Linked DNA regions of Homo sapiens: region 2 is linked to region 1. Evidence: read pairs that join two places in POLR2A ChIA-PET (ENCODE). Cell type or tissue: A673. All regions are shown on one strand. Each heading gives the region's core, and the rest is flanking DNA. Links, peaks and the distances in the headings are about the cores only.

The links. ChIA-PET counts read pairs that join two places held together with the same protein. Peaks named below come from ENCODE experiments on the same cell type or tissue, not always from the same donor. Only the 100,000 strongest peaks of a DNase experiment are listed, where the experiment ranks them.
Region 2: POLR2A ChIA-PET joins it to region 1 with 10 read pairs; 2 of 35 experiments call an interaction of 5 or more read pairs at or near these places.

Annotation. Positions count from the first base shown.
Region 1 is chr3:99,087,458-99,095,810 of GRCh38, forward strand. No RefSeq gene overlaps it. Among named protein-coding and RNA genes, the nearest start is that of LINC00973, 180 kb to the left of the region's middle. In A673, for the core only: no CTCF peak of the experiment used is centred there; no DNase peak of the experiment used is centred there.
Region 2 is chr3:99,408,158-99,416,510 of GRCh38, forward strand. No RefSeq gene overlaps it. Among named protein-coding and RNA genes, the nearest start is that of COL8A1, 230 kb to the right of the region's middle. In A673, for the core only: no CTCF peak of the experiment used is centred there; no DNase peak of the experiment used is centred there; H3K27ac peaks cover 698 bases.

The DNA of each region.
Region 1 (8,353 bases), core at 233-8,232:
GTTGAGATGTGTCATCGGCTACTAACGATACATATGTATCATTACACAAATATGTATACATGATACAAATATATATCATTGGCTACTAATGATACATATTTATAGAGAGCTGGGAATATTCTATTTAGGTCACTGGGATGATTGGTAGCTTTTGCTTTCAACAACCTGCATGAAAGTCCACAGTTGATATCACATCTGAGCAAAAAGAAATAAAATTGTGAGTCTTTAAACTGGCAGCAAGTTGCCATGAGAAATTATCAACCGATTTTCAATAATAAAAAAAATTGTCAGAATTCATAATTAAACACTTGCAAAATGAGTTTCCAGAGACACAGGACTAAGAAATTTATTATGGTAATGAGATGGCAGTTGTTTATCAATAATTGCTAATGAAAGAAAATGTTCATGTTTCAACTTTTAAACTAGTCAATCATTGTAATTGTATAACTGACCCAGCTGATAAAAAGGAAATTACTCTGAAGATTAAAAATAATTCTCTGACTTGGCAGAATTGAAAATGTTGGGTTTGGGAGTCGGGGTAGGAGCATTTTCCCAGGGAAGTAATTGTGAAATACTTCGGATTTGTTTTTATGAAGGAATATGGAGGAAGCTGCTGCACTCTTATTTCTAAGGAACCTTCACAACATGCAGAGGGTGGGATTCATGTCATCATTTGTTTCTCATCAAATCTGTTTCACTTAACCTTCTGTGTTAGGTAAAAGGTATTTGCAAAACACTGCCTAAAAAGAGAGGCTTGCCTACTCTACCCCTATATTTTCTCCCTCCTGGAGAAGATAAAGGCAGACTGTAGAGAAGGCTTGGAAGTGATTGCTTCAAACAAGAGCACGTAATGGTAGATATAGAACAGAATTCAGGTGAGCACCAAGTTCTTACACGTGGAGCAGATTTGCCTCACATCTGTGCAGGGAGAGCAATTCTTGTTAACCACCTTAGGGTTAACCTTCTTCTACTCCTTCCATTAACTCAGCTTAGGTCATTATCTCTATGTATTAAGAATCTGTGCACATGATACACACACTTCACAGGTGTTACATAAAAGAAAACAGAGACTTAGTCTCAACTCCATCACATATTTATTAATTCATGCAGCAAATATTTATTGAAGTCTAATATGTACTAGACACCAGGCCATGTGCTGGGGATATTATGCTAAACAGGACAGACACAGAAAAACAGTTAACAAGGGGGAGGGAGTCAAACTCAAACCCAGTAAATAGATAAGGAAAATAATTACAAATGTTGATAATATCAACAAACAAAGTAAGATGCTGAGCTAGAAAACAATAGAGAGAGGAACAATGGTTTGGGGTAGAAACATCAGGAAAGCTTATCTATGGAGGTGACATTTTAGGTCATGTGTTAGCTGAAATTTCAGGGATGAGGGGCTAATCATGGGAATACTGTGTGGAAGAGTGAGTCAGGTAGAGGAAGGAATATGTAAAAACACCTTTCAAGGTAGGAAAGATCTTGGCGAGTTGTTGAAGCTGAAACAGGACAGTGTAGCTGGAGCACTATGAGCAAGGGGAAAGCATGACAGAGAATGGTAAGACTGGAGCAGGATGTGAGGGTGCTGGGGGTATCCTATAGGGCCTCGTAGATTCTTCTCTTGCATTGTATTTAAATGCAACAGGAAACCATTGAGGGCTTTTAAGATGGAGTTTAACATAATACGACTTCTGTTTTAAATTTATTATTTCTTCTATCTGGGGAATGGACTGGAAGGAGACACAAATGGAGAAGTGTAGAGCTGCTGTGTCAACCAGATTGAAGATTATGTTGGCCTGGAGTAGGAGCGAGGAAGTGGAGATTAATAGAGGTGGATAGATACTTGTTAGGCAAAAGACTTTATCATACATATGAAAAGAGACATGAAGACTGCATTGTGAAGTATAGATGCATAACTCTTGCATATCAAACAATAATAATGATAACTTATAGATCATGTGATCTAATCCTTCCATTTTACAGATATGTCTAAAATCCAAAGGGGAAGAAGGACTAGTTAGTGGGACAATCAATATCAAAATAGCTTTTCTGATTTCCTCATTGATGCTTTTCCCTTATACAAGAATAAAATTATGGAATATTTACCATTTTATTGGGTATATTTTAAAATTCTAAAAATGAATGTGGTTGTAGAATCAGGTAAAATCTGATGATATCTATTTGTCCTATTATTTTACAAAGATGACTGGTTGAAGATAAAAACGACTTAATTAACTTGTTTTTTTGGAGAGGAGGGACCAGCCTTAGAAATATTTAGACAATTTAGAGCAGCATACTGTACCCTAAGCTTAACTTCTGGATTATCAAGAAAAACAAGTCCATGTACTTACTGCCAACTTATTTTCAACAAAGTTGCCAAGAAGATCTGTTGGAAAAGGATACTCACTTTAGTAAATAGTGCTGGGGAAACTGGACATCCACATGCAAAAGAATAAAACTAGATTCCCATCTTTCACCATATGCAAAAATCAACTCTAAATGGATTAAAGACTTAAATGTAAGTCCTGAAACTATGAGATTACTAAAAGAAAACATTGGTGAAACATTGCAGGACATTGGTCTAAATGAAGAATTTTTAGGTTAGACCTCAAAAGCACAGGCAACAAAATTAAAAGTAGACAAGAGGGATTATATTAAAGTAAAAGATGTCTGCACAGCAAAGGAAACAACAGAGTAAAGAGACAACTTACAGAATGGGAGAAAATATTCACAAATTATGCATCTGACAAGGGGTTAATATTCAGAACGTATAAGAAACTCAAACAACTCAACAGCAAAAAGCCAAATTATTTGATTTAAAAATAGGCAAAATATCTGAAAAGTCATTTCTCAAAAGAAGACATAGAAATGACACCAGGTGTATGGAAATATGTTCAACATCACTCATCTCAGAGAGATGCAAATAAAATCCTCAATGAGGTATATAACCTTGTTGCAGTTAGAATGGCTATTATCAAAAAGACAAAAAAAAAAACAAAAACCCAAATGCTGATGAGGATATGGAAAAAGGGAAACTCATACACTGTCGGTGGGAATGTAAATATGGATGACAGTACGAAAGTTACTCAAGAAATTAAAAATAGAATCACCATATGATCCAACAATCCCATTACTAGGTATATATCCAATGGAAATGAAATCAATATGTTGAAGAGATAGCTGCATCACCATGTTTATTACAGCACTAGTCATAATAGCCAAGATATGAAAACAACCTAAATGTCCATCAATGAATAAATGGACTAGAAAATGTGATATATACATGCAATGGAATACTATTGAGCCATAAAAAGAATGAAATGCTGGCATTTGCAACAATGTAGATGAGCCTATAGGACATGATATTAAGTGAAATAAGCCAAGCACAGGACAAAATAGGCATGATATCACTCATGTGTAGAATCTTAAACAGTTAATCTCAGAAGTAGAAAGTAGAATGGTGGTTACCAGAGGCTAGGAAGGAAACAGAGGAGAGGGGATGAAGAGGAGTTGGATAAGGGGTATGAAAATATCGTTAGAAGGAATAAGCTGTGGCATTTGATAATACAGTAGGGAAATTATAGTTAATGATAATTTGTATATTTCAAAATAACTGGAATATGAATATAGTAATGTTCCTAAAACAAAGAAAAGATAAATGTTTGAAGTGATGTGTATCCCAGTTACTCTGACTTGATCATTACACATTGTATACAGGAACCAAAATATCATATGTACCCCCCATATATGTACAACTCTATATAAATACAAAATAAAAATAAGGAAACACAAATAAATGAAGAAAAGAATATTTAGTGGGCTAAATCTGCAGATCTTTAGCCTTTTGCAATGTAGTATCTAAATCAGCAGCATGTATGAATAGTCAGAGAGAGAGGTGAGACAGAAAGGACCACCTCCCTTATTGAAGTCTATCTGTCTTTGCCTTCTCCCTCCTTCTATTAACTAAAGTTAGGCCAGATTAATGAACTATCAGCAAGTCGAAGAAACAGTTGAGGTGGCAATAGTAGATACAGTGGAATCTTCATGGAATCTTGAGGGGAAAGCCAGCCTTCTTTCTGGGCTAACTAGCTAAATCGATGTAGTTTTGGTCTTGTAGATTGTCCTCATTCTTCAGATATAATCATCTGCCTTCACTCACCTGAAAAACTGTCTTAAGTTTTCAGAGTACAAACATCTATAGTTGTCATATATATATATATATATATATATATATATATATATATATATATATATATTTTTTTTTTTTTTTTTTTAGTCTACCAGTGTCTCTGCTTGCTTTACCCCTACTCCAATATCCTGCTTTCCATAAATGCCTGATTTAATTGAACTGGTCTTTAACTCAGAATGAGAGTAGATTCAGTAAGGTATAAATTGTCCCTGTCATTAAAAACAATGAATTGGACAAATGGCATATTGCCAAAGTGAAAAGGAAAGGAAAAACAATGAAACAAAAAATTGAACCCTGAATCATTTATGATTCTGTGATTTGGCTGTGATATTTGCTGTCAATAGACCTTTTTTCTTGTCAACCACCTTATTTGTCATTTTCAGAAATTGTAAATCTACAATTAGCTGCTTTCTATTCAACTTTAGAAAAATAATGCAAATATACTGGCACAATCATAGAGGAAAATTAATATTTAAGTTGGACAAGCTCAAATTTCTAGGTAACTTACACCTTTAATATTCCTACTTTCTTCTTTTCTTATCCTTCCCCCCGCACATTATTTCTTATGCAATAAATGAGTTCAGATAGATAAAAAACTATGAGGAGGTGCACTAGGTAAAGAAAATACAGATTAAAAATAATCCCTTTCTATTAACCTGAAGTAGGCTTATATAAATTTATTACCACATCTCAGATAAGTCTTTCAGGTTTAGTGTATACCTCTTGATTAAATAAATTAGATGCATTTAATTTGTCTCAATTCACATTAAGTTCAAGGGAAGATCAATTAAATTTCTCTACTTTTTAATTTAAAAGAGACATGGTGGTAGTACTTGTAGATTAATGCTCTTATAAATTAAATTTTATCTCTATTTTTATACCTACCAGAAAGAGTATAATGTTCTAGCATATTGACAAAGCTTGAGCTAAAACATTCAGGCAATTTATAATAACTTAAAACTAAGGCTGTGGAAGAGTCTAGTTCTAGGAAATATTTTTAGAGGTGACTCAATGACAAAGCTTATAACTAGTAGAGGCTTTGTCTTAATTGAAGTGAGATAGATAACTGTAGAATTTATGTGAAAACTTGGTGTGAATTGGTTTATTAGGCATTTTAATATCCTGGCTAAGAGGCATTATGTAGTTGGGAAACTAGTGAAAAAAGGAGAAACTTAACTGCATTTGCAATGATTTATTCCTTTGAAAAAACAAACTAAAGCCAAACTGAAGCAAATAAGGTCAAATATTATGTCTATTTTATCTCTCTGGTGGGTCTTATAATTTTTTTGTTTAAAATATTTCATTATTAAAAATTATAAGAATAGGATTGTTGAAAACTGGATATCCACATGCAGAAGAATGAAACTAGACTCCTATCTCTTGTCATACACAAAAATCAAATCAAAATGGATTAAAGATTGAAATCTAAGACATTATAATTTTTAAAAACTTTTGGGGATGCATACTGAAATATGTTGAGATGAAATTACATGATATCTAGAATTCTTTGCAATACTTTAGCATTAATAAGAAAATAAAAGCATTAAAAGGATGAATAAAACAAGTGTGGCACAGTCTTGACATTTGAATCCAGATGATAGATTTACATACATATAAATATTTTAATTTAATTTAATTTATTTATTTATTGTAGAGACAGAATCTTGCTATAGTGCCCAGACTGTTCTTGAACTCCTGGCCTTAAGGGATCATCTCTCCTTGGCCTCCCAAAGTGCTGGGATTACAGGTGTGAGTCACCACACCTGATTCATATACATATTTTTAAATCAAGGAGAATACATTATCTTAAAGCTGTTGGGTCGAGACTCCTTAGGTGAACACAAAAAGGAATTAATGACAGATTAACTAAGGAGATTAATTAACAAACATTCCTTTCTACCAATTTTAAGTTCCTAAAAGTTTCAGTTTATTTTGCTTATGTCAAATGTTCAAAAAGTTTGGTTGCCCCATTTTTTTATGAGCACGTACTAATAGTAGTGACAGGTTAAATCCCCAGGAAATTTCAGTTATTTGTGTTATCCCCATGGGTTTATTGTTTAGTTCTTTAATAATTGCTTAAGTCGTTCCCCCAACCTTACATCACTTACCTGTGCTCTTCAAATGAAGACTTTGACCATGGAGGTGACCTTACAGCCATTTACTAGAGGGTAAAAAAAAATAAGTAGGAAGGGCAGTTAACAGGCATTAAATGAGGAACATTCTGAAAAGCATATTTGAAGTCCCAAGAATATGAGGACATTCTCAGCAGGGTAGAATCCTACGACTACTGAATATTTACCACGTCAACTCTTATGACTAATTAGGTAGTTCAAATTTATTTATCAGAGCTCATCCAAATAACCATTCTTTTTTCCTTGTGTGATATTTTCTTGTTTTCTCCTGAAAACACTTCACATAAGAAGTCACTGTGATACGAAGTTAGCTTAGTTCTTGGAATTTTTGTTTAGAAACTATTTGCACATAAATTAAAAGACCCGTTCATTTGGAAATTAGCACACGACTTTTATCCTGCCTCGAAGGCAGGATAAACCCTTTATTGTGTTTCCTTAACTTTTCCTATGTTCTGTAGATTTTGGACAGTGTTGTGTTGTATCCTGTGTTGCTGTTTCTGTTTTGGTTAACCAGACTCTGTTCAGGATTCAGGACTTTTAGCGCCCATCCCAGTTCATGTTAAATCAATTATGGAAGAACAGGGTAGAAGTGAAAGCATTTTTACCCAAAAGGCCCTGCTAAAGCTGTTAGATTCAATTAAGTACAAATTCTATCTTCAGGATTAGAGTTTTATAGTCCAAGTCAAAACTCGAGTTCCTGTGTTCTTCCTTATACCCATATACATTCTTCCACTGAGGTTATGTGTCCCCGCCATGCTGTCTAGCCCTAAAACGGCATACCCATTTGCACCCCTCTGTCTGAGAAGCTTATTACACTCACTAGTTGCATTTGGATTAACTTTGAATGCTTCTTTTTTTGGGGGGCAGGGATGGCATTTTTTTGTTGGTTATTACAGGAGGGTTTGGAGTTTTGGGTTTTATTTTCATACTAGGGTTGGGTTGCTGAGCCGGGAATCAAATTAAAACTGGCACGTCTCTGTGGTTTCATTTGCTTTTCTTCCTGCCATGGGATAAGCTGGCACTGAAGTCTTGTTTTGAAACCCTGAAATTCAAGCCTTAGAAAAATCATTGCCAATAGTGTAAGTTGAAATGCTTGGTTTGAATTTCCACTGGATTGTGGGGACCCAAATAGAAAGGTTGAATTAGAGTTTGTTTCAGCAGCCAGTAGAATATCTTCTTCAGGTAGATTTGTTAAGAAATTTGGACATCATCTTACAAAATATTTGGAGGTTAAACTTGCACCAGCCCTTCCTCTACTGTGTATAGTATAGCATCCTGTTTATGGGAGAAAAGAATATATGAGTGAAGGCCAAAAAAGAGAAAGCATGGCTGTTGTGTTTTGTAAAAGTGTTTGGGGTATTTTATAGAAGGCAGAGAGAAAATTGGGCAGCTGAATTTGTTCAATGTAAGACACGGGGAGAAAAATGGATGAAGATTTTTAGAGGCATTTTTGTTGTATATTATGAGTAAAATTCTCTTTGGAAATGCTTTGAGAATCTTAATTAGAGATTTAAATTGCTTTTACATTCCTTTTTTGTTTTTTGAAGGCTGGGTCTTCTTTAAAGAAGGAGTACTCGAGGACTCTGTGAATTGAAAACGAACATCTGTTTGAACCTGTTTTTGTGTAAGTGGTGATTTCATGTAACATCCTAGTTTCATATTCAGAGTTTTAAATATCTTTTTTCATTAGTTTTTTTAATATTAGATCTTGAAATTGGAAATATTTTAATCCCCATCAATGTAACAGGAGATTTAATTATCTCTCTTCATTAGCTCTTATCCAATATTAGATTTTGTAATTGAAAATATTTCCAATATGTTCTTGATTAATAGAGAGTTCGGAATATCTAATGCTCATTGTAATTGCAGTCTAGTGGACTACTTATATGCAAAAATGAAGAAGAGGTAAGAGACAGTGTATGGACACTTGCGGACATGAGACTATTAGTATTCCTTTTCCCTTTTTCCTTGGCAATGCTATATATCAGAAATATTTAAAAAATAGTCACAGACTATGAAATGTAGA
Region 2 (8,353 bases), core at 136-8,135, 320 kb after region 1:
GCCCAGGCTGGAGTGCAGTGGCGTGATCTCAGCTCACTGCAACCTCTGCTTCCCAGGTTGACGCCATTCTCCTGCCTCAGCCTCCCGAGTACCTGGGACTACAGGCACCTGCCACCATGCCCGGCTAATATTTTATATTTTTACTAGAGACGGGGTTTCACCATGTTAGCCAGGATGGTCTCGATCTCCTGACCTTGTGATCCGCCAGCCTCGGCCTCCCAAAGTGCTGGGATTACAGGCATGAGCCACTGCGCCCGGCCAGGTACAAAGGATTTTTATATACATTTTCTTAGTAAAACCTCATAAAATTTCTGTGAGCCTTCTGTGTTCAAATTACATGCTCTTTCATTCAATCCCCACCTAAGATTTACTTGTTTTGCTTTGTTCTTTAATGAAGTACTGTCAGCCCTTTATATCCATGGGTTCCACATCTGTGGATTCAACCAAATCCAGATCAAAAATATTCAGAAAAAAAACGATTCTGATGCTTAAGTCTGTTATATAAAATGTCAAAGTATTTGTATATAACCTGCATATATCGTATAACAGACTTAAGCATCAGAGGAATTTGGTACATGAGGGGCGTCCTAGAAGCAATCCCCCGAGGATATCAAGAGGTGACTGTATTTTAAATATATAGTCTCAGCTATGTTTCAAAGGAAACTACATGGTTAAGTTGAATTTCAAATTCACTTGGCCAGCAATTGTTAATTATCAAGAGATATGTCAAATTTCTAGCCTAAAGAAGCATATGATTTCCTGAATAGACATGACATGGAAGAGAGTAATGGACAGTTATCAATACCACACACTTAATTACAGAGTGATCATGAAAACGATGGTCCAAATGATAAGACAAACATTGTCTATAGGTTTGAGAGAACCCAAGGAGTATTTTTTGGAGGAGGTAGAATTTTATCTGGACCTCAAAAGGCAGGTAAGACTCAGCTAAGAGGAGTGGAAAAGCCACCTCAGACAAGGAAGCAGATATGGCACAAGTAGATTCCAGTTGGAGAGATACATTCAGTTGAAGCCAAGAGTTCATGATAGGGGATAGAAGAAAGAAAGCTGGAAAATAGATAAAGATGCAGGTCTAGAAGGCTAAATAATTTATCCAATCGAGAGTCATCAAAGATCTTGGAGCAGATAAATACCATGATGATAAATACTGTGTCTAAATATGGAAGTGAAGGGGAGAAAAGGAATTCAATATAACTTTTTGAATATGGATAATGAGAAAAATGGTGTCAGTGACAGAAACAGAGATGTTAGATTGAGAAGTTTTTTCCCCATACCAAACTTATGCATGTTTTCATTTGAGATTCTCTTCATTTTGGATTTAATTAATTGAAAGATGTTCTCCAAACTCTAACCTTAACTAAGTACCATTTAGCCCAGCTACACGATTGACATTCTCACTTGAATTTCTAAAGCACCTATCAATTTTAGTTCTACCTAAGAGAGGTCTTAAATCCCACCCCCTGCCAATTATTCTTTCCGGAGTCTTCCTCGTGTTAGTAGACGTCATCAATCCATCAACAAAAACTCTTGGCTCCATTTAAAAAATATATTTCACATCTGTTTACTTCTTTTCATTTCTACCATTTTTCACCTTGGTCTAAGCCACTGTTATCTCTAGCTTTGATTATTATGAAATCTTGTTCTACTTGAGCTCCTCTATAATTTATAAAAAACTCAGAGTAGTGCTATGAAAATATGAAATGGGTTGTTTAAATCTCCATATCAAAATCTCCAGTAGCCTCCTACTGCATTTAGAACAAAATTCACTCTTTTTCATGGTCCATTAGGTTCTACATGATTGACCCTATTCTTATCTATGACTTCTCCCAGCTTTACCCCATCTCTCTATGCTCTTGCCACATTGCCCTTCTAGAGTAGGTTAAGATATTTCCTTTCTTGAGGCCTTTGCTCCTGTTGATCCCTCATGCTGGAATTCTCTTCCTCCAGGCCTTTGCATAGCTGGTTCCTCTAGTCACTAAGCCTTAGCTCAGAGGTCACCTCCTCACTGACATTCACTTATAAGTAGCCCTTCCTCACTGGCCTCCCCAACACTTTCTATTACAACACTCTGTCTTATTTCATAGCATGCACCACTAATCTTATTTATTCAGTTATTTGATTATCGCTGCCTCCTTATCCCAATGCCATCCCTTGAGAGGGGATCTAGTCTGCATGGTTTAGTCCTCTATGCCTTCAGTAGTGTCTGGCATACAGTCAGCTCTCATTTAATATTTGTTAAATGAGCAAACAAAGTCTCTCTCGTATAAGTCAATATAATTCTAGCTATGAGAAATTCCTGTTCTGTGCTAGTCTTGAGGATGTGAAAATATGAGGGGAAATTAACATTTTTCAGCAAGCACTGCTAGAGATCCAGGAGTTTCCCCCTCACAATGGAAAATTTAAACCATGAAGGAAAATAAATGAAGGTTAAATACTAGAAGATATTTGTGGACAGTTATGCATTCATTCCACAGGCTCTGTAAGCCTGTAAACAATCAGGAGTTTATACCACATCTTAGCTGGTGTTCCGCTGCTTTCTATAGAATGGGAAGAAAATGTAGCTTGTCTATCACAGCAGGACTGGTGGCTTGAAAGGCAGCAGGATTTGTGTTTTCAGGTGTGACAGACTCTCTCACCCTCAGCTCCCAGAGGGCAGAGACCAAGGACCACATAACCACCAAAGCCAATGATCTGACCTCTGGAGGATTGACAGGCTCCAGGATGAGTAATGAGTTAGGCCCGGCAGATTATACAGTGCCCCTGAGATGAAGAAAACAGAACAAGGATGAATGAGTGCCTGTGGGAAAAGAAGTGTATCGGCTCTCACACAACCACCGTGCCCTGCGTGACTGGCTTAAACAGAAATCTGGCAGCAAGAGAGGGAACTAAAGGAAGTTAAAAAAAAATAGCAGGCAATCTCCTCCCTTTTCATTCTTTAACTTTCTGATGAGAGAATAAAATGCTGCTACCAGATGTAGCATGTGCTGGCATTAATTATCTCATTCTTCCATCATCAAGAAAGAATCAATTCATATCATCGTTAGCGTGAGACCACTTCAGAGAAAGCAGGATGTTGCTGTAATTAATCGTTCAAGCTCTGGATTCCACACAGACCTGGACTCAAATTATGGTTGTTATCATTTAGGGCCATGACACCTTTTACAACAGGAACATTTTACTACCACTACATGAGGTTATGTAAGGAAAACATAGACAGTTCATGTGAAATGTTTAATTTAGCACTTGGACCACAGAGCTCTCAATAAATACTAATAAAATATAAAATTACTATTTTATTATCTAATCTATGTTTTTTCTCCCCCGCCCCTCCCATAAAAACCAAGTAGTCTAAATAAACATAAATTGTCTGCACAAGAAAAATCTATCTGATGATGTTCTGAATTTGGAAGAAATTGAGGAACTTCAAAAAGTAATTATTCTATATTTAAAATATGTGTAGTTCTAGCAAGCCATTCCCACCACCATTACCAAGCATAAGCTACAGAATTTAATCATTAAGGGTAATCACCAAGTAGTTAAATAGTGAATGAATAAGTAAAATTTTAGAATTAAATATAAACTTTTATTCCAATGCAACTTACTGTTGTTATTTTCCATTCACAAGTTTGGCAAAAAATAAAAAGCTGAATAATAGCTTTTGATAACAATAATGTATATGGAAATGTGCTTTCTAATACAGTATTGTTGGAGGCATAAATAGATACAAACTATTTGGAGGACAGTTTCTCAATAACTGCCAAACTCTTTAGAAACATTTCCCATTAGATCCAATAATTCCATTTCTAGGAGCTCACCCTAAGAAAATAACAAAAGAGTTTCACAAAGATATATATATGAGTTTCTCATTTTTGGATTGTTTCTAACAATACCTGCTCCCACACACACACACACACACACACACACACACACACACACACACAAAAGCTCAACTGTTAATCATTTGAGACTTGGCTAAATAAATGATAAATATTTTATAGACACTAAAAATGATATGTAGATAAACATTGACATTAAAATGCTTACGAAGGGTTATTTGTTTAAAATTGTTATAAAATAATTTATAGTATAATCTAATTTTTCCTAAAAATAATTATTTTTATGTATAGAACAGAAAAGCACTTGAAAAGATATCCTACAAAATATCAACTCCTGTTATTATTTGGCTATAGGATTATAGTTTACCTTTATTTTCTTTATACTTTGGTGTTTTAAAAACATTTTATGATGTCCAATTATTTTCCATAATAATAAATCTATTTTAAAAACTTAATAGACTATGAAAAAATATTTTATATAGAAGTAGTATCTAGGTCTTAACATTTATAACATATAGGACCTTTAAATTATATTGAGTCTCTTGGGAAGTTTCTGTGGATAAGTTAATATTTTCCTAAACTTAGAAACATGGCAGCAGTTCTTTACTATATGAATCACTGAATAAAAAGAGACTAGAAAGGCATCATGATGACACTAGAAATTACCGTGCTAACATGGTCCGTGGAATCATTTTTCCTTGGAGTACTATCAGCATTTGCTTGTAGCCTCTTGCTTTGTCTTATCAGTAAAATCAATGGTATAGTATTAAATTATTTTTTACCCATTATCACTTGACCAAAATATTGGCTCGACCAAAATAAGGCATTAAAGTATATGCTGCTTCAGCACTTGGTGGGAATGATGCTCCTTGTTTGTTTTCAGTATGTTTGTGAAGCAAAGTCATCTAGTTTTCTGTGACCATTTCTCGTCTCATAAATGTCAAAAATAAATGCCAGTGTCCTGAAAGCATGCAAGTAGAAACCATGATAGTGAGAACATTTTGAAAACCTACAGTTGTAACTACAAGATGTAATTCAAAACAAAAGAAGCAAGAAAAAATAGGATAATTTGCAAATAAATATTTTTAAGACTCAATATTGAAAACCCTTTTCTTCGTTTTTTAAAACCAATGAGAGCTTTAAAAAGTACTGTATTGTTTCCCACTACAACTTACATCATCACTAGCACTTATAGTGTAAAGAACACCTGCCTCTTGCCTGCCCTGGGTATTACTGAGGTTATAGCAGGCACTGAAAGAAAACTCAGATTTTGGCAATAAAAAACATGTTTTACTTGAGTTCTTTTTCTTCTTCCTTCCAAGTCAATGTGTATTTAGCTAATAATTTTGAGACCATTTTGGACTGAATAGAATAACCTTTAAGCCAAATGTACAGCTTATTTCATGGTATGTTTAGAATCAGGTCTATACTGCCAAAGTGAGAAAGAACTTTGGATAAATCTGAGTAGTACAGACAGCTCCTCTGGAAACTTCTAAAATAGGTTTCCTTGTCTGTCTAAAATTACTTGAATTATCAGAAATTGTTCATTTGCACATCTTTGTGTTTCAGAAAACCAACTGAATTTGTTTTTTAAAACCCCCCATTTAGTTGGAATCTGTTGACCGAAATAATACATTGAAAAATATGGTGACACATAGTGGAAGAATCTTCACCACTCAAAACTACTTGAGTTCTCTCTCTGTGACAGGAAATACCAAGCAAGTTTTAAATGAATTCCAAGGCAATGCTTAAAGCCAAAGCATAGTGGAAAATATATAAGAGCTATTCAATAAGTATTTATTAATGTCTGTATCTATATTAATCATGTAAAATATATTAGCATATTATATTAGTAACCAGCTAAATCTGTACCACACACTTACTCCATGTTAGTCCTCATGCTAAATGCTTTATTCCATTTAACCCTACATAATCTAGTGAGAGATATATTATTATTATCTTTATTTACAGCTGAGAAAACATACAGAATTTAGGAAGCATACACAAGGTCAGATAGATCAGTATAGGATTAGGTCAGGATTTGATCCCTTAATAGGCTTTGAAATCCCAGTCTGATTTCAGAGCCTAACTTTTAGTCACTATGCTATAATTCCTATAGCAGTAGCAGGCATTGAGCGAACTACAAAGAAGTTAAAGGCATGATCGCAACTCCATAGAATTTCCTTTTCCAAATAAAGTGACTACCTAGAAAGAATGGACTGAGAAGAGTGCCGGTTCACTTTGGGAAGGAACTGAATTTTCTGTATTCCAAAGGTTGGTTTGCTAATAATAGAAAATCCCGAGAAATTCTCCCCAAAATAAACTCCTAAACTAATAAGTGAGTTAGGCAAGGTTATAAGCTAAAGGGTAAAAGTACATAATCAAGTATATTTCTATGTTCTATCAATGAACGCTGAAATTAAACAATACCATTTACATTGCACTCCAGTGAAAATTATATACTTAAGTATACAATTAACAAGACATGCACAGGATCTATTAGGTTGGTGCAAAAGTAATTGTGGTTTTTGCCATTGAAAGGAATTTTTTTTATGCTGAAAATTTAAAAATTCAGATGAAATAAATCAATGACTTACACAGAAAGACATACTTTGTTCGTGCATTGGAAGATTCATTTCTCCCGCATTGATGTGCAGTTTTAAAGAAAAACCATTATAATAAAAACCCTGGCTGGGCACTGTGGCTCATGCTTGTAATCTCGGCACTTGGGGAGGTCGAGGCGGGCGAATCACTTGAGGTCAGGAGTTCGGGACCAGCCTGGCCAACATGGTGAAACCCCATCTCTACTAAAAAATACCAAAAAACTACCCGGGCCTGGGGGCGCAGGCTTGTAGTCCCAGCTGCTGGGGAGGCTGAGGGAGAATTGCTTGAACCCAGGCAGCAGAGATTGCGGTGAGCCGAGATCGCGCCACTGCACTCCACCCTGGGCGATAGAGACTCCATCTCGAAAACAATAAGATAAAATAAAATTAAAATTAAAAAAATAAAAAATAAAAACACTAACAAGTTTTTTTGTAAAAATAGAGATTATTATGAAATATGAATATGAAATGGCAAAAGAATTGGAATAGCTACAGCAGTGTTGAAAAAGATAAATAAAATGAGAGGAATTGGTCTACCCAATTTTAAGACATATTCTATACCTATAATAATCATGACTGTGAGTAATGTAGAGGATAGATAGATAAATTGAAACAGAATAGAAAACCCAGAAATAGACTCATACAAATATGGCCAATTGACTTTTGCTAAATGTGCTAACTATTTCAATGGAGGAAAGACAGTGTTTTCAAAAAATAGTCCCGGAGCAGTTGGATATTTTTAGGAAGAAAATAAACCTCAACCTAAGTCTCATACCTTATATAAAAATAAACTTAAAATAGATCATGGCCATAAATTAAAACATAAAATTATAAGAATTATATAAAAACATAGAAGGAAATCTTTGGAATCTAAACCTAGACAAAGAGTTCTTAGACTTGATACCAAAATCACAATTTATAAAGGAAACCACTGGTACACTGTACCTCACCAATGTTCAAAACTTTTGTTCTGTGAAAGACCTTGTAAAGAGGATGAAAAGACCTACTAGAGACTGGGAGAAAATATGTGTAAGCCACATATCTGACAAAGGATCCATATCTACATGTATAAATAACCCTCAAAACTAAACAGTAATAAATAAATAAACAAACAAACCAAAAAATCCAGTTAGAACATGGGCAAAGGGTATAAAGACCCATTCACTGAAGATACAAAGATACACAGATGGAAAATAATCACATGGAAAAATATTCGACTTCATTTGTCATTAGGGAAATACAAATTAAAGCCACAATGAGATATCACTACCTGCCTCTTAGAATTATAAAAATATAAGAGTAGTGACAATGCAAAATGCTGGCAAGGGTATAGAGAAACTAGATCACTCACGTATTGCTGGTGGGAATGTAAAATTGTCCAGCCACTACGAAAAAGTTTGACAGTTTCTTCTAAAATTAAAAATGTGCTTATCATACAACCCATAAGTTATACCTTTGGGAACCTTTTGGGAATTTATCCCAAAGAAATAAAGACTTATGTACACAAAAAACCTCTACTGAATGTTTACCACAAATATATTCATATTAACCCAAAACTGGAAACAACCTAGATGTTCCCTCAACAGGTAAATGGTTAAACAAACTGTGATACAATCATAGCACAGAGTACTCAGAAGAAAAAAAAAGGAGGTGGGGGGAACATTGCTGATACACATGACAGTCTCAATGAATCTCCAGAAAATTAAACCAAGTGAAAAAAAATCAGTTTCTAAGGTTATATACTGTATGACTCCATTCATATAACATTTTTAAAATGACAATACAATAGAAATAAAGAACAAATTACTATAATTACTTTTCAGGGATTAAGGAGTTGAATGGGGTAAGAGGGAAGTGGGTGTGGCTGTAAGAAGCAACATGAGGAATCCCTGT